Linked DNA regions of Homo sapiens: regions 2, 3 and 4 are each linked to region 1. Evidence: chromatin contacts called from ENCODE Hi-C or POLR2A ChIA-PET data. All regions are on one chromosome and are shown on one strand. Each heading gives the region's core, a stretch centred on a gene start or an enhancer-like site at or near the end of the contact. The rest is flanking DNA. Distances are from core to core; before and after follow the strand shown. Region 1 overlaps CEP83 (centrosomal protein 83). Region 2 overlaps PLXNC1 (plexin C1). Region 3 overlaps PLXNC1 (plexin C1). Region 4 overlaps PLXNC1 (plexin C1).

Region 1 (3,904 bases), core at 17-2,516:
CTTTTAAAAAAAGGGTGGGGTGATTAAATTAAGGATCTTAAGAGGAGAGGCTTATGCTGGATTATGTATCCAAAACAATCACATGTATCCTTCTAAGAGAGAAGGAGAGGGAGTTTGAGACTGAAGAGGAAGAGGCAATGTGACCACGGAGACAGAGACTGGAAAGATGTAGCCATAAGCCAAGGAAAACCTACAGCCACAAAAAGCTGGAAAAGGCAAGGAAAAGATTCTAACCCAGAGCCTTCAGAGGGAACGTGGCTTGGCCAACAACTTGATTTCTGACTTCTAATCTCTAAAATGTTGAAAGAATAATTTTTTTGTTGTTTTGAGACACCTATTATATGGTAATTTGTAACAGCAGCCACAAGTAACTAATACAATGGCTTTCTCTTGTATTTATATTTACTTATAAAAAGGTTTATCAAACTCAAAATTTCTAACACAATTTTAAATTCCTACCATGGTTAGACTTCTTTGATTTCAATCAGTCAATACACAGCTATCAATTATCTGCAAGACACTTACACATACATTAGATGCTTGAAATACACAATAAAACGTCTCCTACTGTGCAGTTTACTAAATACAGAAATTCATATTGAAAATTTTTTAAAGTAAAGTACAGAGTTCAAACAGCAATAAGTGAAAAAAAGTGAAACATTATCTCGATTGGCCTGTTAATCAGTGAGCACTTGTTGGGCTAGTCTCAGTGAAAGGCAGTTTTTAAAAGACTAGTACAACCTTTTTCCAAATTCTTCATCTTCTCTTTGCAACCATTACAAATACATAATCACATCCACGTGTCCTTCCTACCACTTCTTTTGACTAGTCCCAGCTTTACAGACCTCCATATGACATTTTATTTTGCATAGGCACTGTATTTTTTAAGCAGTGAGTAGTACAATGTCTGCCCCAAAGTATGGTAATTCAAAATATTCAAAAAAGCACAGCTGCTGATGCTCATGGAAAGCTTCCAAAACACATTCCATTAAAAGCACATGCTATGCCTTTGAATATTTCAAAACAATGTTTTAAATACTACATGCCCTCAAAGTGAATGATGTTTTTTAAAAAACAACATTAAAAGTCTAGGGAGGACCTACACCAGGCATTTACTTTACTTATAAACAAAACATTAGAAATGAATTTCTTCAAAATCCAGAGATAATCCTGCACTAGTCACCCAAACAGCCTTTGGATAGCCATCCAGGATGTCTTGCGTACAAAAAAAAAGTCACAACTTGACGCCCTGCCAGAACCTGAAGTGCAGCTGGGAGCAGACCCTTCAAAGCCCTGGTAAGGTGCCAGGCTCTGTAATTGTGATTTAGAAAGAAACAAGGGAGAGCAAGGAATGAGAAAAGGAAGAAGATATGTATTCAAGTGGTTAGCAATCAACCACCAAGCACTCTAAATTAAAATGTTATTCTATTTTTACGATTGTACTGTCTGCCTCTGCACAGCTTAATTCACACAAAAGAATCTAGAAAGTAGGACATAGTAATGACTCAACCTCAAATGCTTAGTGTAAATTACCAAAGTCTCTGAAAGTTGTGATCTGAAAGGCAAAGATGATTCTTGTCCAAATTCATTTTAACATTTCTTAATGTAAGGTCTGTTACAATAACATGGGGACTTTCCAGAAGATTTATGAGCACTTAGCACCTCTGTGTGAGTTGTATATTCTTCTTTGCTCACAGTCCCACCTTTCTTCTGAAATAGAAAAGGCTACCCATAATATGGCTGCTAATACACAATAAAGATTATCTACTGATGCAACAGCATATCCTGAAAATTGTTTTTTAAATAAATCCTGATTTAATTTTACTTCTATGAGATTTATGCCGTAATCTGAAAAGTTAAAGAGAAATTGATACTTAAAACTGAGTTTAACTGATATTTTACTGCAGTTAACACAAACATTCTCTTCATTATTTTGAATCTGTCACAAAGCAAGTATAAAATTTTTCACAGCCAGAAAAAGGAGATAAATAAAAGCCATCCTCAAGACACACAGGTTAATGTTAAAACCATATACTTTAAAAAACTGATTAAACAACCAATATTTATTAAGTGACTGCTATACCACATTTACTGAATGGTCTACTTACAGTAAAAGGGTTTTGAGAGATATAAAAAATATACAGACCATCAAGTCAAGCACACTTCTCATGAGGAAAGAAGAGCCTGCCCATATTCAGAGTACTCCATGGATATTTTCTAAGTACCTTTAATATGCTAGACACTTTGTTGGATACAGGAATACAGAAATAAATAAAAGAAAATCCTTGTCCTCAAGGAGTTTATGATGGTCAGTGGAATATACTTGTTAACCAACAATTGCTGACTGAATAAGGATGAGAGAAAATGGACTATTTAAACTTTCTGGACTTAAAATTTTTTTACCATGTGCACATATTACCTATACAAAGTCATAAATTCAGGAAGTTTTTAAATTGTAAAACATTAAGGAATTCAACAAAGAGGTGACAGGAAACACCTAAATCAAGGAAAGAGAGAGAAGTGAGGCAGCCTGCTTATCCGAGATTAGCTAAGAGCCTGGAGAGAATTCCCAGTCAGGGGAAAGGGTAAATGAGAGATGCCCAGGGGTCCACATTCCCACCATGGATACTTGCAATCCTAGCCACAGTAGAGGCCCTGGACCCTCACAGGCCCTGAAACTAACAAAGGGAACTGCATGAAGAGTGCACAACAGCATTGCTCCAGAGAGGGAGCTCACGCTGGGGCACACCAACCTCTCCACTCCCCATCCCAGTCCTGCAGCTATAGTAAGACACCATTTTGAGAACTCAGTCCCAACAGACTGCACCTTGTGCTTGGGCTTAACAGCACCTGTCTCTTCACATCCCTGGAGTCCCACTGACATACCCAGCCCACAGCTACCACCATGCCTGGTTCCTGATGCTGGGGCCAAAGTGCACGCCTCTGGCTCCAATCTCAGCCACTGCTTCCAGCAGTGGAGCCACCACTCATTTTCATGTGCCCAGAGTCCCTCACCCACAGCTGCCATCACTGTGCTACCAGGACTAAGGAATAAGCAAAGCATGAGCTTCCACTGCCCAGGCTAAAGCACAAGCCAAGCATGAGCTGCCACCACCAGGACTAAAATGTGAGTGAAACACAGGCTGCACCACCAGGACTGAAACACAAGCCAAGTATGGTCTGCCACCACCAGGGCTAAAATGCAAGTGAAATGCATGTTCCTAATACTTGCCTGCATATAGCTGGTATCACTGAAAGCAACTCTGCCCTCCCCAGCAGTAGGGCTGCAGCACAGACACTGCCTCTCACAACATGAACATTGTGCTGGGGGCCTAAGGATCACCCCACCCCTTCCTAACACAGCCAGCACCTATACGCACCACTGGGGAGTCTAAAGACAAGCCCACCTGGCCTCACCCACCCCCCATGCCAGAGCACACAATCCAGAGGCCTGGAGATCACACAACTCAGCCACCATTGGCAACTAAGGACTCTTCCCAGGAACCTGAGATTGGGCTCACCCACCCAGCTACTAACATCACAGCAAGAAAATATCATACCTCCAAAGGAACATAATAATTCTCCAGCAACAAATCCCAATCAAAAATAAATTCACAAAATTCTGGAAAAAGAATTTAAAATATTGATTTTAAAGAAGCTCAGTGAGATACAAGAGAATACTGAAAAATAACATAAAGAAATCAGAAAAACAATTCCTAGAATATGAATGAGAAATTTATGAAAAAGATAGGTATCATTAAAAAAAAAGAATCAAATTCTGGAACTGAAGACTTCACTGAGTGAAATACAAAATACATTTGAAAGCTTCAACAACAGACTAGATCAAGCAGAAGAAAGAATCTCAGAACCTGAAGATAGGTCTTTCAAATAACCCAATCAGACA
Region 2 (4,460 bases), core at 506-3,005, 150 kb before region 1:
ATACAAAAATTAGCCAGGCATGGTGGTGCACACCTGTGGTCCCAGCTACTTGGGAGGCTGAGGCAGAAGAACTGCTTGAACCCGGGAGGCAGAGGTTGCAGTGAGCCCAGATTGCGCCACTGTACTCCAGCCTGGGCAATGGAGGGAGACCCTGTCTCCAAAAAAAACAAAAACAAAACCAAAAAAAAGAAATCCAACACCAGAAGCAGCTATGCTTGGAGCTCTTACAGCAGAGACTCAAAAACGCAGATGCCCAAAGGGGCAGAAAATACATAAGGGGTGTCAGCCGCCTGGGACTACAGAAAGCAGTGGAGCTTGACTTAATGGGAAAGGACTCGCCATCCAAGGGGACAGTGCCATTTGCTTCAGTGGTTGCCATGTGGACTACAGATTGTATTACTAGACTGTTCGATTTTCTTTTTTTAAAGAAATCAGATATCCAGTTTTTTATATGCAACTTAAAAACTTTTAAAAAAAATTTTATAGAGACAAGTCTCACTATGTTGCCCAGGCTGGTCTTGAACTCCTAGCCTCAAGTAATCCCCCTGCCTCCGCCTCCCAAAGTATTGGGATTATAGGTCTGAGCTCCTATGTCCAGCCTATGTGCAATCTTTTAATCTTTAAATGTTGGCACTGAGTTGACACTAAAATAATAATTAAACACCATGCAGGTTCCAAAAAAAGAAAAATCACATTTGTGCACCACATGCTCACCTAGGCATAGGTTAGCAGCCTTGGCCAGAGAGTCTGCCCACTGTGGTGCTGGGACCTTCGCACACTGATGCCTCCCCCTCCACCCCGAACAGGAGCCTACAGAGATGGTTCATATCATGCCTCTCTTTGTGAACATGGGCACACAAGTGTGAGCATATACAAATTTGCTTCTGGAATTTTTGTTGAAGAGCTTAGTCGTCCCTCATAGAATGCATTATTTTGTCTTCAGTGGCTTTACTTCCAGGCTTATCAGGGAAGAAGTGGTTTGAAACATCAGAGCCCTAAACAAACAAACAAAGTAAAACAGAACTCAGAATTCAGGCTACCAGTCTGGCTGATGCATCTCTACACCTTCAAACAAAGATTTACCACTTTATTCAAGTTTTAGTTATCCATAAATTTGTGAAAGTAAAGTGGTGGCATTTTAAAACTCTCTAAAAAGGAACAAAATGCTCTTTTTCAGAGCTTCAAATGGGCACACGACAGAAAGAACTTCTGGACATCGACAGTTCCTCCGTGATTCTTGAAGATGGAATCACCAAGCTAAACACCATTGGCCACTATGAGGTAAGAGCAAGACTTGACCCCGTGTCTCCTTCCTCATCCCCAATCCTAGTCCCATGGACATTCTTTTAAAACATCCAGGACTCCCACCCATTTCCTGGAATGACTTGCAGATCGATCGTGTCTGGGGCTGAAGTTTTCTTTCGTTGCTTGTGCAGACAAGCCCATGAAGGGCTCTCACAGTGTACTTGTCACGTATTCCCTTCTCAGAAGGCTATGATTTTCTATCTCCTGAACTCTCTCCACCCTGAGGTTCAGCAGAAAAGAACCCAGGAAAAAAGTCTAGGAAAGCCAGAGAAGAGTTATCCTTTAGCCTTCACTGGGTGACAAGCGTGCTGATGCTAAACAAAGCCCGGGAAGTCCCAAGCCTCGCCTCCCTCCACAACATTCACAGTAGACCTTGTAACCTTTTGTGTAGGTCCTTGCTTCCTGAAGAAGTTCTAAATTTCCTGTTTGTTTGCAATATTGAGCGATACTTCCTTTGGCCTCTTAACCCACATACTGGGTGAGTGCCGAGGGCGGTGAGGGGTGCACGTGACTTCTCAGAGATCTGAGTGCCAGAGAAACCTGCACATAACAAGACAGAGGAGGCAGTGAAGGTTCCTGAACACACTGGGATACTGGGGTTCACTTGTTTAGCAGTATTATCTGAATCTTTGTTGAATATCCACTCTGATAAGAGCTGGGGCTGCATGGGAGAGGAGCAAAGACCAGGTCCCTGCCCTCACAGAGCCTGCAGCCCTGGGGAAGGAGTGCAAAAAAGGACGGAGAGACAAGTAGAGTCAACACCTTGCGTGTAGTAGTGCTGTGTGGCTTGGAGAATCCAAGAGGCTTCCTGGAGGAGGTTATGACTGAACTGAGAGCTAAACAATGAGAATTTAGCCAGACTGGGCTAGGGTGCAGGCACATCCAGCAGGGAAGGGAGAGCATGCGTGTTAGACTAGTCAAAACTTGAGAGGGGCAATGGAGAGGGGGAAGGAGGGCAGTGACAGCTGATTATAGTCAGTGCTTATGAAGTACTTACACCACACCAGGTACTATTTCCAGCATGTCCCTGTAATGTAACTGCCCAACAGGTTCACCTTCCCCATTGCCTAGACAGAGCTGATTTATCAAGACAGGAATTGAGATAAAGTAATTTGGCTGTACGGGAGACGGGAGTTTTATTATTACTCAAATCAGTCTCCCTGAGCGTTCAGGGATGAGAGTTTTTAAGGACAACTTGGTGGGTTGGGGGAAGCCAGTGAGCCAGGAGTGCTGATTGGTCAGGTCAGAGATGAAATCATAGGAAGTCAAAGCTGTCTTCTTGCACTGAGTCAGTTCCTGGGGTGGGGGCCACAAGATCAGATGAGCCAGTTTATTAATCTGGGTGGTACCAGCTGATCCATCAAGAGCAGGGTCTGGGCCAGGCGTGGTGGCTCACGCCTGTAATCCCAGCACTTCGGGAGGCTGAGGTGGGTGGATCACCTGAGGTCAGGAGTCCAACACCAGCCTGGCCAACACGGTAAAACGCTGTCTCTAAAAATACAAAAAAATTAGCCGGGCATGGTGGTGCACATCTGTAATCCCAGCTACTTGGGAGGCTGAGGCAGGAGAATTGCTTGAACCCGGGAGGCGGAGGTTGCAGTGAGCTGAGATGGTGCCATGGCACTCCAGCCTGTGCGACAGAGCAAGACTCCATGTCAGGGGAAAAAAAAAAAAAAAAAAAAAGCAGGGTTTGCAAAATATCTCAAGCACTGGTCTTAGGTTTTACAATAGTGATTTTATCCCCAGGAGCAATTTGGGGAGAGTCAGAATCTTGTAGCCTCCAGCTGCATGATTCCTAAACCACAATCCCAATCTTGTGGCTAATTTGTTAGTCCTATGAAGGCAATCTAGTCCCCAGGCAAGAAGGTGGTTTTGGGAAAGGGCTGTTGTTGTCTTTGTTTTAAACTGTAAGTTCCTCCCAAAGTTAGTTCAGTCTACATCCAGAAATGAGCAAGAGCAGCTTGGAGGTTAGAAGCAAGATGGAGTTGGTTAGGTCAGATCTCTTCACTGTCTTCTAACACATCTGCTTCACCGTCTTATAACAGTGAAAGGCATCTGAAAGGTTTGTTTCAGATGTTTTTCACTGTTCACCTTTCAGATGTCTTTCACTGTTATAGTTTTGCAATGGCGATTTCAGTATTTCGCCCCATTCTATCCTATAGCAGTCCTACGAGATAGGTACTATTATTAACCCCACTTTATAGATGGGTACGATGAGGCTCTGGGAGGTCTGGTAACAGCTAGTCAGTGGCAGGGCCAGATTCGGACCTGGATAGTTGGCTGTAGGGTCTGTGGCTGAACCAGTCCATGCTGTGGCCTCTTACAAGATGTAGGGGTAGGGAGGCAAGCAGGGAAGATGCAGATCACACAGATGGGGGCAGCCTCTTCAGGAGTTCTGAGTCTTATCCCAAGAACAGTGGGAAGCCATGGGAGGTCCTGAAGCAGGGAGGTTAGTATTTCAGAAAATGAGTGGGGCTGTGTGTGAGATGTAGATAGAAGGGGTGCAAACCTGGAAATAGCCCCATTAGAAGCTGTGGATTTCTGGTGAGGATTGGTGCTGTCCAGCAATAATGCAGTGGCTCTGGACAGACACAGAGACACACAAATGGAATCAGATGCTCAGGAGGAGGACACCACAAGTCACGTGGATGGGAGGGATAGTAAGATGAGGGTGGGGTCAAAGATATCAGTTGGGGATGACTGTGCAGATGCCTGGAGGCAGGTGCTTTCCTAGAGAAGACAGGAGGAGGAGCAGCTTCCCAGCACACCGGGAGGGTAGGGACCCCCTGTTTTTCATGGCTGTACAGTCCCAGGGTGACAGGTCTGCACCAGGAAGGACCTAGGACTCTGCCAGATTCTCCCCTTGCCCAGGAAGAAGTGAGACTGTTCCCGAGCAGAGCTTCTTAGACAATGGCCAGGGACAGAGAACACCCATCCTTGGGCTTTTTGGCTGAGTGGGTCACCCAGTTTGAAAGTGGTTGCGTTGGGTGATGACTGAGGTGCTGCCCCTGTGGCATTGCTGTAGGGAGTCTAGCAGAGAAAGCTGCAGGCTAGCAACTTGCCCCGTGCTCACTCTCCTATAGCTCAGACTTGCCAACCCTGGAATCATCTTGCCAAGAGCAGTCGTTCTTAGCTTTTGGAGTTTGTAAAAATCC
Region 3 (4,349 bases), core at 1,822-4,321, 220 kb before region 1:
TCCCCCAAATCCTTGCTAACCGCTTCATCCTACAGTCTCTGCCTTACCTTCTGTCTTCTCTGTTTCTGGGGTCCCCATCCCTGTGTCCTCATCCTGGCCCAGCTCCACCCTGCAACCACTGGTTGAGGTCCCAGGAAGCCAGGAGGAACTATGAATGTCCTCTATTAAGTGGTGGTTAGGATCTATAGGAAGGCATGAAGCCAGGGGGCCAAGTTTGTGGGCTCTGAAATCAGACTTCTGCCACTTGGCAGCTATGTGGCCTTGATATGTTACTGTACTTCTCTGAGCTTCTGTTTCATCCGTAAAGAGTGAGGTTGTTGTGAGAACTAACTGCAAACACTCCCATCAGTGCCTGGCACACAGTAATGTTTCCTCCATGCCAGTCTGTGGTGGGGTAATTATTCAGGGATATTATGGGTTACACATATTTCTATGAACCCAGGAAGCAAACCCACTGTATATAAAGACTTTCTAAGTTTTCAAACAGTGAACTTAGAAACAAGTGTCTGGGACCTTCCTGTTTATGACTTGGGGCCGGAGTAGGTTTGGAACTTTTTTTTTTTTTAAATCTGTTGGGGGTGAGGGAGGGGGCGGTTACATACTTATATAGTTGAATGCCAATATCAAACTCTAGTATTATCTCGAATACATTAAGCTCTACAGCAGATTTTATAGCAAACTAACAAGAACAGCTTTCTTAAATAGTTTCATTGACTGAATTGTTTCTACATACAGTGTTTTTCACATAAGGGAAGTCTTTTTAAATTAACTTTTTGGTTTGGGGGATTTTTTTTTTTTTCCTTCAGGCAATCTTTTCTTTGCATTTGGGCAGGTTCTGTATTCTAATTTGCAAATAGGCTTGTGTCTGCCTGCAGGCTTTATCATGAAAGTATTAGCTCTAAGTGGAAATAAGGACTAGAAAAATAAAATACTGACTGGGAGTCTGAGGACTTTGGGATAGATCCTCAGTAGAGGATGGAGCAAAAGTAATAGTAAGTCAAGAAAGCAAATATATCTCTACCAGTTTCCCTAGAATATGTCCATTCTTATCCAAATCCAATTTTCCTCCTATTCTTGGCCTGAAGAAATTGAAATGAAGCCATTAAGATATCAGCCTATCTGAGAGTGCATCACTGAAGAATCAGCCTCACTAAGAGTCCTGTGTGACAATGAGATTTTAATTTAATTAGGGCAGTGGCTCAAGTGTTTATGCACTTGACCGTTGCTCTTGTTGATACGCAGGAATTAGAGTGATAGCTTTCAAAAGGAATTATTTCAGAGTAACTAGCTTTGTTTACTAAAATATGGGAGCTATAAGATCTGCTCTGTAAGAAATGTAAATGTATGAGTAATATGCTGTCATGAAGATTTTATAATCTGCAGTATTTGAGAAGTAATAAGATACTGTTGTTGGCTGGCCATCTGGTTATACATACTTGGTGTCATGGTTTGCTTTTTATTTTTTCATTTTTTATTTGTACTGGTGAGAGGCAAAGAATAGGAGTTCAGAGGTGGTGGGTTGTTTTTTTATATATATATAAAAACAAGGAATTTATGTTTAGTTGCTTAACATGGTTAGATTTTGTTTTTGCCTTATGCAGAATAAAAAATGAAAGGTTCATTTTATACTTTCTTTTCCCTTTTTTTTTCAAAAAGTAAAATGGAAACCTCACCCCCAATTTGTCCCCAGATTTAAACTTTTTGCTTGTTTTAAAAATAGTCTCTTTGGCATGAGGAGGAGTCAGACATGAATTAAAACTCTAGAAAGAAAAATCAGCAACAGAAAAGACCTATAGAGATTTCATATTTCATCCTTTCATTCAAAAATATTTATTGAAACCCTAGTATTTGCATATCATGCTGCCAGACACTGAGGGATTTGCTAAAGAAATATTAAAGACCTTCTCCCTTCTTTGAGGAGCTTAGAGCTTACTTGGGGAGAACTGAGATAGACTTATGAAATAGTTAAGTTGTAATTCGAGGCAGCATATGATTAAATACCGAAATATGTACTTCTGACAAGAAATGCTATAGGAGTTCAGAAAAGGGAGTGATAACTCAGTGGCACTACTGTTTTCTGCCTACAAATTGGCAAATTGTAGCACTATTTGTATGAAATATTTTACACTTGTTTTTTTGGCAGCCTTAGGCTTTGACTCCCAGGCAGCATTAAGAGCCAACAAAAATATTTGTACTCCAGTCTCTTCGGAATTGGCTTATTTTTTTTTTTCTTATAGGCAGAGGAAGTGCCTTACACAAACCGGAGTGCCCATGAGAGGCAGGGAGTTTTTGACAGTCATGATCTATTTCAGATACAACCGAAAGAACCAGCTTCGTCATTCTGTTTTTCAATCCAGCAGTGCTTGTCTCTCCGTTGCAAACTCTCTCTGACATTGACAGGCGGTTTAATTTGAACTTAATGTCTTTGACGGATGAGCTAGCCATCAAGGGTCAGATAAATTTATGGCTTTGGAGAATTGCCGATGAAAATCCCCATGGTTATAATGTTGGAGAAGAAACTGACACAGATGTAGTGGGAGGTGGAACACAGATGTGCTTATTGGGAGCAGGGTTCCCCAAATGTCAGAAGCCGGTGACATGCTAAAGGTATTGTGCTTGGGGATGACGTTTAGTGAAACTCACTGACTTCCTGTTCTATTTTTGCCATATTCAAATTAACACAGAGCTCAAAGATGAAGCCATGAGGCCTAAATTCTTAAGAATTGAAAGAGAGAGAGAGTAGAGAAAGGAGAAAAAATAAAACCTTTAGGAAGCCAAATACACTGTTTGGGCCCATCCATTCCTCATTCCGCTCGGATCCCCTCCGGGACTCCCCGTAGCTGAATGTGGTCATCATTTGGTTGCTTTTCAATCTCATGATTCATGTGTTTTCAGTTTCTTTTAAAAATTCACCATCACTGGTTTACCACCCCTGCATTTTAATCTTCAGCCTTGAGGAGGTGTAGTACTAGAAATATTTCGTTCTTTCCTTGATGCTATTCAATGGAATATCTGTGGAGTCCAACACCCTTTGGCGATAACGTGCTGTTGGTATTTGTTCTTCTTGCCAGGTTGGTGCCCCGTCTGGTGAGGCAAGGGTTCCCAAGTTAGTGTGACCTAGAGTGACTGACACATCAAGCAAGCCAGTGATCTCACCACTCAGCTTCTGAGCATCTCTTTATCAAAGTAGTTGGCCCTGGCCACAGCTTAAGACTTATCTGGGTCAGCCTCTGAGCTGGCTGACTTGGGAAAATGGCCCTGGAAAAATGTTTCACCTATATCTTTTGATATAATTTGGTATCTGTCTAAATAAATGGTATGTAGCAGATGGTTATGGAATGTCTTATCAAATTCTTAGGCAGACTCTGCCCTTGAAATTTTTCTATTTAATTATCATACTGCAAAGCACAAAATAGTAACTTTGTTATTATTTTTAAACAAAATCAAGTTACACAATAGGTTGATATTCTGAGAATGAATAGCAAACCTAAAATTTATACAATATGTGAACTCTTCCTTGAGCTGTTCTTTGCTAGGCATTTCTAAAAGGGAGCTCCCTATTTCAGAATCCATGGGAGGATGTGTTTCAGATATATTTGGCGATGTCATCTTGAGAGATGGCTCAGGAGTCGAAGTTCACCATGTTGTCTACATTTGTTCTTTGCTCCTAGACATGATGGAAAAAAATGCTCTGCTGTTTTCTTGTTGCTTTTCATGGTTTTAGCATCATGTTCCTATTCTCGCTCAAATCAATAATCCACTGTACAAGGTCTGGCATTTTGTACTGAAGCCAAGTATAAGAAAGTTTTAACTAATGCACGTATGGGGTCGCTGTTTTAACTAACACACGTATGGGGTCGCTGTTTTGTTGCCTCGTTTTTTTAGGTGCACTTTTCAAGGAGATTGTGTACATTCAGAGAACTTAGAAAACTGGCTGGATATTTCGTCTGGAGCAAAAAAGTGCCCTAAAATTCAGATAATTCGAAGCAGTAAAGAAAAGGTAAGAGGAAAGATTTTAATTTGTCCTCGTTGTATTGTCTCATTTTGCACAGCGGATGCTAAATTTCTTCTGTGTGTAAAATATCCATTAGCAATCAAACATGCTTAGTGATAGCACTCCATTCATTTAGCACTCATTAACGAATATTGAGTGCCCACCAGATGCCATCCACTCTGCAAGGTGCTGGGGATACAGCGGTAACCAAGTCACATCATGGGCCTGCTCTCATGGAGTTTGTCGTCTTGTGGAGCTGAAGATGACCCTCAATGGTTGAACTGGAAGAAAAGTTGGACTTCTAATGTTGTAGAAATACATATTGCTTTTGAAAATAAAGAAAAAAGAGGTTCAG
Region 4 (3,965 bases), core at 1,140-3,639, 170 kb before region 1:
TTGGAGTTGAAAACAGGCATTTTTAGCCATGTAGAGTTCTTATGGTTCTCTTTGGTAGTTTTTCTTTAGCTGGTCAGTTTGTATTGTCCTCATTTAGTAGACGTAGATGCACGAACTGATTAATTCATTTGTTCTAGGGCTCTGAGGAGTCGTCTACTTAACCTTTTGGGTTGCTGGTCTTACCTATGTTCTCACGCCTCCATTTTCTCACCCACTCACTCAGCCTTCTCCATTTACCCTCCCAAGTCTTTGGCGAGGTACACTCATCCTGCGTATCATCACTGCCATGTCCTGATACCCCAGCTCTGCCATATTGCCCTTCTTTTTTGCGGTATGATGACCACATAGAGGCCCAACCTCTTAAACACATCAATACCAATGATCACATTTCAATCTAGACTTCTAAGCAACGGCTGAAATCTCTCCAGGCCAAAGGAGAGTTTGTATCACCTTACCAGAAGCTTCTCCGGAACAATTGGCCAGAAGCCTAGAGTTCAGAAACCCAGACACATGCAGTAAGCAATTTCCAGTTTCTCTATAATTTAGAAGAGGACACCATGATATGTAATGCGGGGTCTGGAGGTTGGAATGCCTCCATAAAACACCTGCCATATTTTTTGGTCCAAGCCTTAGTGTTATAAATCAAGAAGGCTGTAAATAAGACTTCAGCTTTTTGTGCTGGTGAAGTTTGTTTCCTTTAACTTATCCTCCAAGAGTACCGAGGCACCGAGATCTACCATTTGCCACCTCATCCATTTCTATGGCAGAACACCGCCTGGGGAAAGGAATTCGATTCCCCGAATCAGGATGACTGTGTGGGGCTTCTGCAAAGGTTGCATCACGAGTCCTATTTCTGAGCTATCTGAGATCCCCATTAAGAATTTAAAAGCAATAAAATAACGGAGATTTTTGACTATCAACATGAATGCTGTGTGGGCTTTTACAGTTAATGATTGCCCTTGAGTGCTGAATAATCTGTGGCCTGAAAAAAGAAATGTTCTTATCTTCTAAATTTGGTAATCAAGAACAAGATAGAGTAATGAATGTAAAGGAACACTGTTGCAAGTTGAGTGTTTCCAAAAAAAAAAAAAAAAAAAAGATCCCAGGAACAATGCTACCTTATTTTAGGAGAAGAGAGATAGTTGCAAAGGAGGCAAACTGATTTAACTCAGTGTTGTGTATAATCTTGAAAAACAACTGGGAAAGTCATAAAAATTGAAGTCAGAAGTTGTTTAAAGGAGAGAACCCAGGAAAAAACATGCATAAATTTGTCAGAACCCTTTCAAGAAGACCTAAGTCAAAACTGATTTTATAATAATTAAGAAAAGATAGAACAGGGAAACAGATCGTAAGAAGACAATGCCACTTAAATGCATTCCAGGCTGCAGATAAGTCCTGGTATTAATTAGGCTCTTTATGGATTGATCAGAAGCCGAATCCTCTAGGCCTGGAGGTTGGGGGCTGTGGGGGTAGGATTTGGGTGTTCAGCACCTACAAAAAAGCAACAGGCAAAATCCAGAGGAGATTGTAGGTTCTCAAAGGAGGCCAGGGTTCTTTGCTCTGCCTGTCGGTTTTGGCTTTTAAAGCCTTGCTTTTTATTTTATTGACTCTTCTTTGCTTTGCATAAAGTAGGAGAAGAAATAAGGGTAGGCAGAGGATCTAAGCTGAAGAAAAGGGAAATTTGAATGAAAGGAGGAAGCAGCCTTAAAACTCAGAGAGCCACGGGTCCAGGCGCGGTGGCTCAAGCCTGTAATCCCAGCACTTTGGGAGGCCGAGGCGGGTGGATCACTTGAGGTCAGGAGTTAGGGACCAGCCTGGCCAACATGGTGAAACCCCGTCTGTACTAAAAATACACAATTAGCCAGGCATGGTGGCGTGCACCTGTAATCCCAGCTACTCGGGAGGCTGAGGCAGAGAATTGCTTGAACCCGAGATCAAGACCATCCTGGCTAACACAGTGAAACCCCGTCTCTACTAAAAATACAAAAAAATTAGCCAGGCATGGTGGCGGGCGCCTGTAGTCCCAGCTACTCGGGAGGCTGAGGCAGGAGAATGGTGTGAACCTGGGAGGCGGAGCTTGCAGTGAGCCGAGATAGCGCCACACTGCACTCCAGCCTGGGCGACAGAGCGAGACTCTGTCTCAAAAAAAATAATAAATAAATAAAAAGAATTGCTTGAACCTGGGAGGCGGAGGTTGCAGTGAGCCGAGATCACGCCACTGCACTCCAGCCTGGGCGACAGAGGGAGATTCCGTCTCAAAAAAAAATAAAGAATTGCTTGAACCCGGGAGGCAGAGGTTGCCGTGAGCCGAGATCGCGCCACTGCACTCCTGCCCGGGCGACAGAGCAAGACTCCGTCTCAAAAAAACAAAACAAACAAAAAAACACACAGAGAGAACCAGGGCGGCACTTCCGTATTTACGATTAAGAATCAACCTGTTTCTCCTGTCTATTTACATGAAGTTGGTTCAGCAGAAAAATATTAAGAACCAGAAAATGCAAACCTAGGGTCTGGGGGTTTTTTTGGTTTGTTTTTTTGGGGCTTTTTTGCTTTTTACTAGGGGAGGATATGGCCAAAATAGTTTCAGGTCTTTTGCTTGGGCTTGCAGATTTGAAACTATGAAGCAAAATTCTCTACAGAAGAAATTTACTTCACAAGATATAAAATTAGCTCAAAGTTTCTATTATTATCAAAAAAGAAGAAAAACTTGAATGTTTTGAGTTTAGAGTCTCATTCTGTGGACTTAAAGTATTGCTTAACATACTTTTAAAGTTTAACCATTGATTTTTAATAAGATTGATGATACACTATAAACCCTTTTTATATTCCAGAGCTACCTAGCATTTAGAAACCAGTGGGGTGATAGCATTGTGGTCTAGTTTGCTATAAATTAGGAATAAAACCAGTAATGATAACTGACACAGGGCACTTACTCTGCACCCATTTTATTTTCACACTAAACCTCTGAGGTGGGAACCATTACTGTCCCCATTTCAGAGATGAGGCAAGTCAGACACAGAGAGGTTAGGTAACACATCCCACGTCATGTGACCAGTATGTGATTAAAACCAGGACTGGAACCCAAGTAGTTTGGTCCAGATTCTATGCTTTTAACTACCCCCTGTCTTTCAATATCATTGTGTATTGAAACAGTAGATGCTACTTAGGTAAGACTTGTAAAACTTAACAACGTAATTTAGTCTTTATCTTTAGAAGGTAAATTGCTTGAAGAGGGGTCTGATATTTGCATAATCTTCATCAATGACCCCTTCTTTAACTCTTAAATCACTTCTTCTAAAACGTGGGATGATACCTTCATCTACCAAACCTGGAACTAATGCCATGATAATTATTATTCTTAGAGGCTTTCGGAATTCAGTGGCGTTTCTTGAAAGCTGAATAATTATTTATTATGTATTAGAGAATACGCAGCCACCATAAACCCAGGGGCGCTTCAGATTAGCAAATAGTGTCTCTACTTTATTAAAACGGACTTGGGTATTATAACAAAAATACACTCTTCATTTCCTTTGGATGTTATGAATAATAAAAGTGTCTCCTTCCTCTCAGTCAGGTGGCTTCACCCACATCTTCACTGAAGATATGCATGTAAGTCTCTACGTTTTCATTTTTAGCCCAGTGACTGCCTGATGTTCATAGTGTTATCATCATCACTATCATCTCTATTATTATTACTTTGAATTTTTATTGTGGGTTTTTTTTGGATCATGAATTCAATATTGAATAATTCATTGTCTTGGAAAACCCATTGTGGGTCTACTTTCTAACTTTAAACTTATATATGATTTTGTATTATACTATATATTTTTTTCTTTTTATCAGAACAGAGACGCCAACGACAAGAATGAAAGTCTCACAGCTTTGGATGCCCTAATCTGTAATAAAAGCTTTCTTGTTACTGTCATCCACACCCTTGAAAAGCAGAAGAACTTTTCTGTGAAGGA

The links. Hi-C counts contacts between places; a loop is a spot of excess contacts on that map. ChIA-PET counts read pairs that join two places held with the same protein, here RNA polymerase II (POLR2A). Pooled maps may share reads with other maps.
Region 2: a pooled map shows a loop between it and region 1 (3-fold over the local background). The contact joins two enhancer-like sites. A Hi-C loop is called at or near these places in 4 of 50 pooled maps. POLR2A ChIA-PET finds 5 or more read pairs at or near these places in 2 of 52 experiments (WTC11 and activated CD4-positive, alpha-beta T cell).
Region 3: a pooled map shows a loop between it and region 1 (8-fold over the local background). The contact joins two enhancer-like sites. A Hi-C loop is called at or near these places in 4 of 37 single-sample maps with no recorded cell type and 11 of 50 pooled maps. POLR2A ChIA-PET finds 5 or more read pairs at or near these places in 2 of 52 experiments (A673 and activated CD4-positive, alpha-beta T cell).
Region 4: a map of heart left ventricle shows a loop between it and region 1 (1.9-fold over the local background). The contact joins two enhancer-like sites. A Hi-C loop is called at or near these places in 2 of 168 maps with a recorded cell type or tissue (IMR-90 and heart left ventricle), 2 of 37 single-sample maps with no recorded cell type and 11 of 50 pooled maps. POLR2A ChIA-PET finds 5 or more read pairs at or near these places in 2 of 52 experiments (Panc1 and activated B cell).

The regions. Positions count from the first base shown.
Region 1 is chr12:94,426,670-94,430,573 of GRCh38, forward strand. All of the region lies in intron 2 of CEP83 (centrosomal protein 83), which reads right to left. Among named protein-coding and RNA genes, the nearest start is that of CEP83, 31 kb to the right of the region's middle. RefSeq lists an enhancer at 3,025-3,074. Within about 2 kb of position 1,267, at least 9 of the 41 ENCODE cell types and tissues checked have a DNase peak (open chromatin) inside an H3K27ac peak, as active enhancers do.
Region 2 is chr12:94,281,121-94,285,580 of GRCh38, forward strand. It overlaps PLXNC1 (plexin C1), which reads left to right. Exons shown (of 31, transcript NM_005761.3): 23 at 1,178-1,281. It also overlaps a transcript of CEP83 not described here. Among named protein-coding and RNA genes, the nearest start is that of PLXNC1-AS1, 110 kb to the left of the region's middle. Within about 2 kb of position 1,756, at least 7 of the 41 ENCODE cell types and tissues checked have a DNase peak (open chromatin) inside an H3K27ac peak, as active enhancers do.
Region 3 is chr12:94,205,705-94,210,053 of GRCh38, forward strand. PLXNC1 (plexin C1) reads left to right here. Exons shown (of 31, transcript NM_005761.3): 5 at 3,886-4,000. Among named protein-coding and RNA genes, the nearest start is that of PLXNC1-AS1, 31 kb to the left of the region's middle. RefSeq lists enhancers at 2,025-2,094, 2,745-3,004. Within about 2 kb of position 3,072, at least 12 of the 41 ENCODE cell types and tissues checked have a DNase peak (open chromatin) inside an H3K27ac peak, as active enhancers do.
Region 4 is chr12:94,255,767-94,259,731 of GRCh38, forward strand. It overlaps PLXNC1 (plexin C1), which reads left to right. Exons shown (of 31, transcript NM_005761.3): 18 at 3,571-3,609; 19 at 3,844-3,965. Among named protein-coding and RNA genes, the nearest start is that of PLXNC1-AS1, 81 kb to the left of the region's middle. Within about 2 kb of position 2,390, at least 2 of the 41 ENCODE cell types and tissues checked have a DNase peak (open chromatin) inside an H3K27ac peak, as active enhancers do.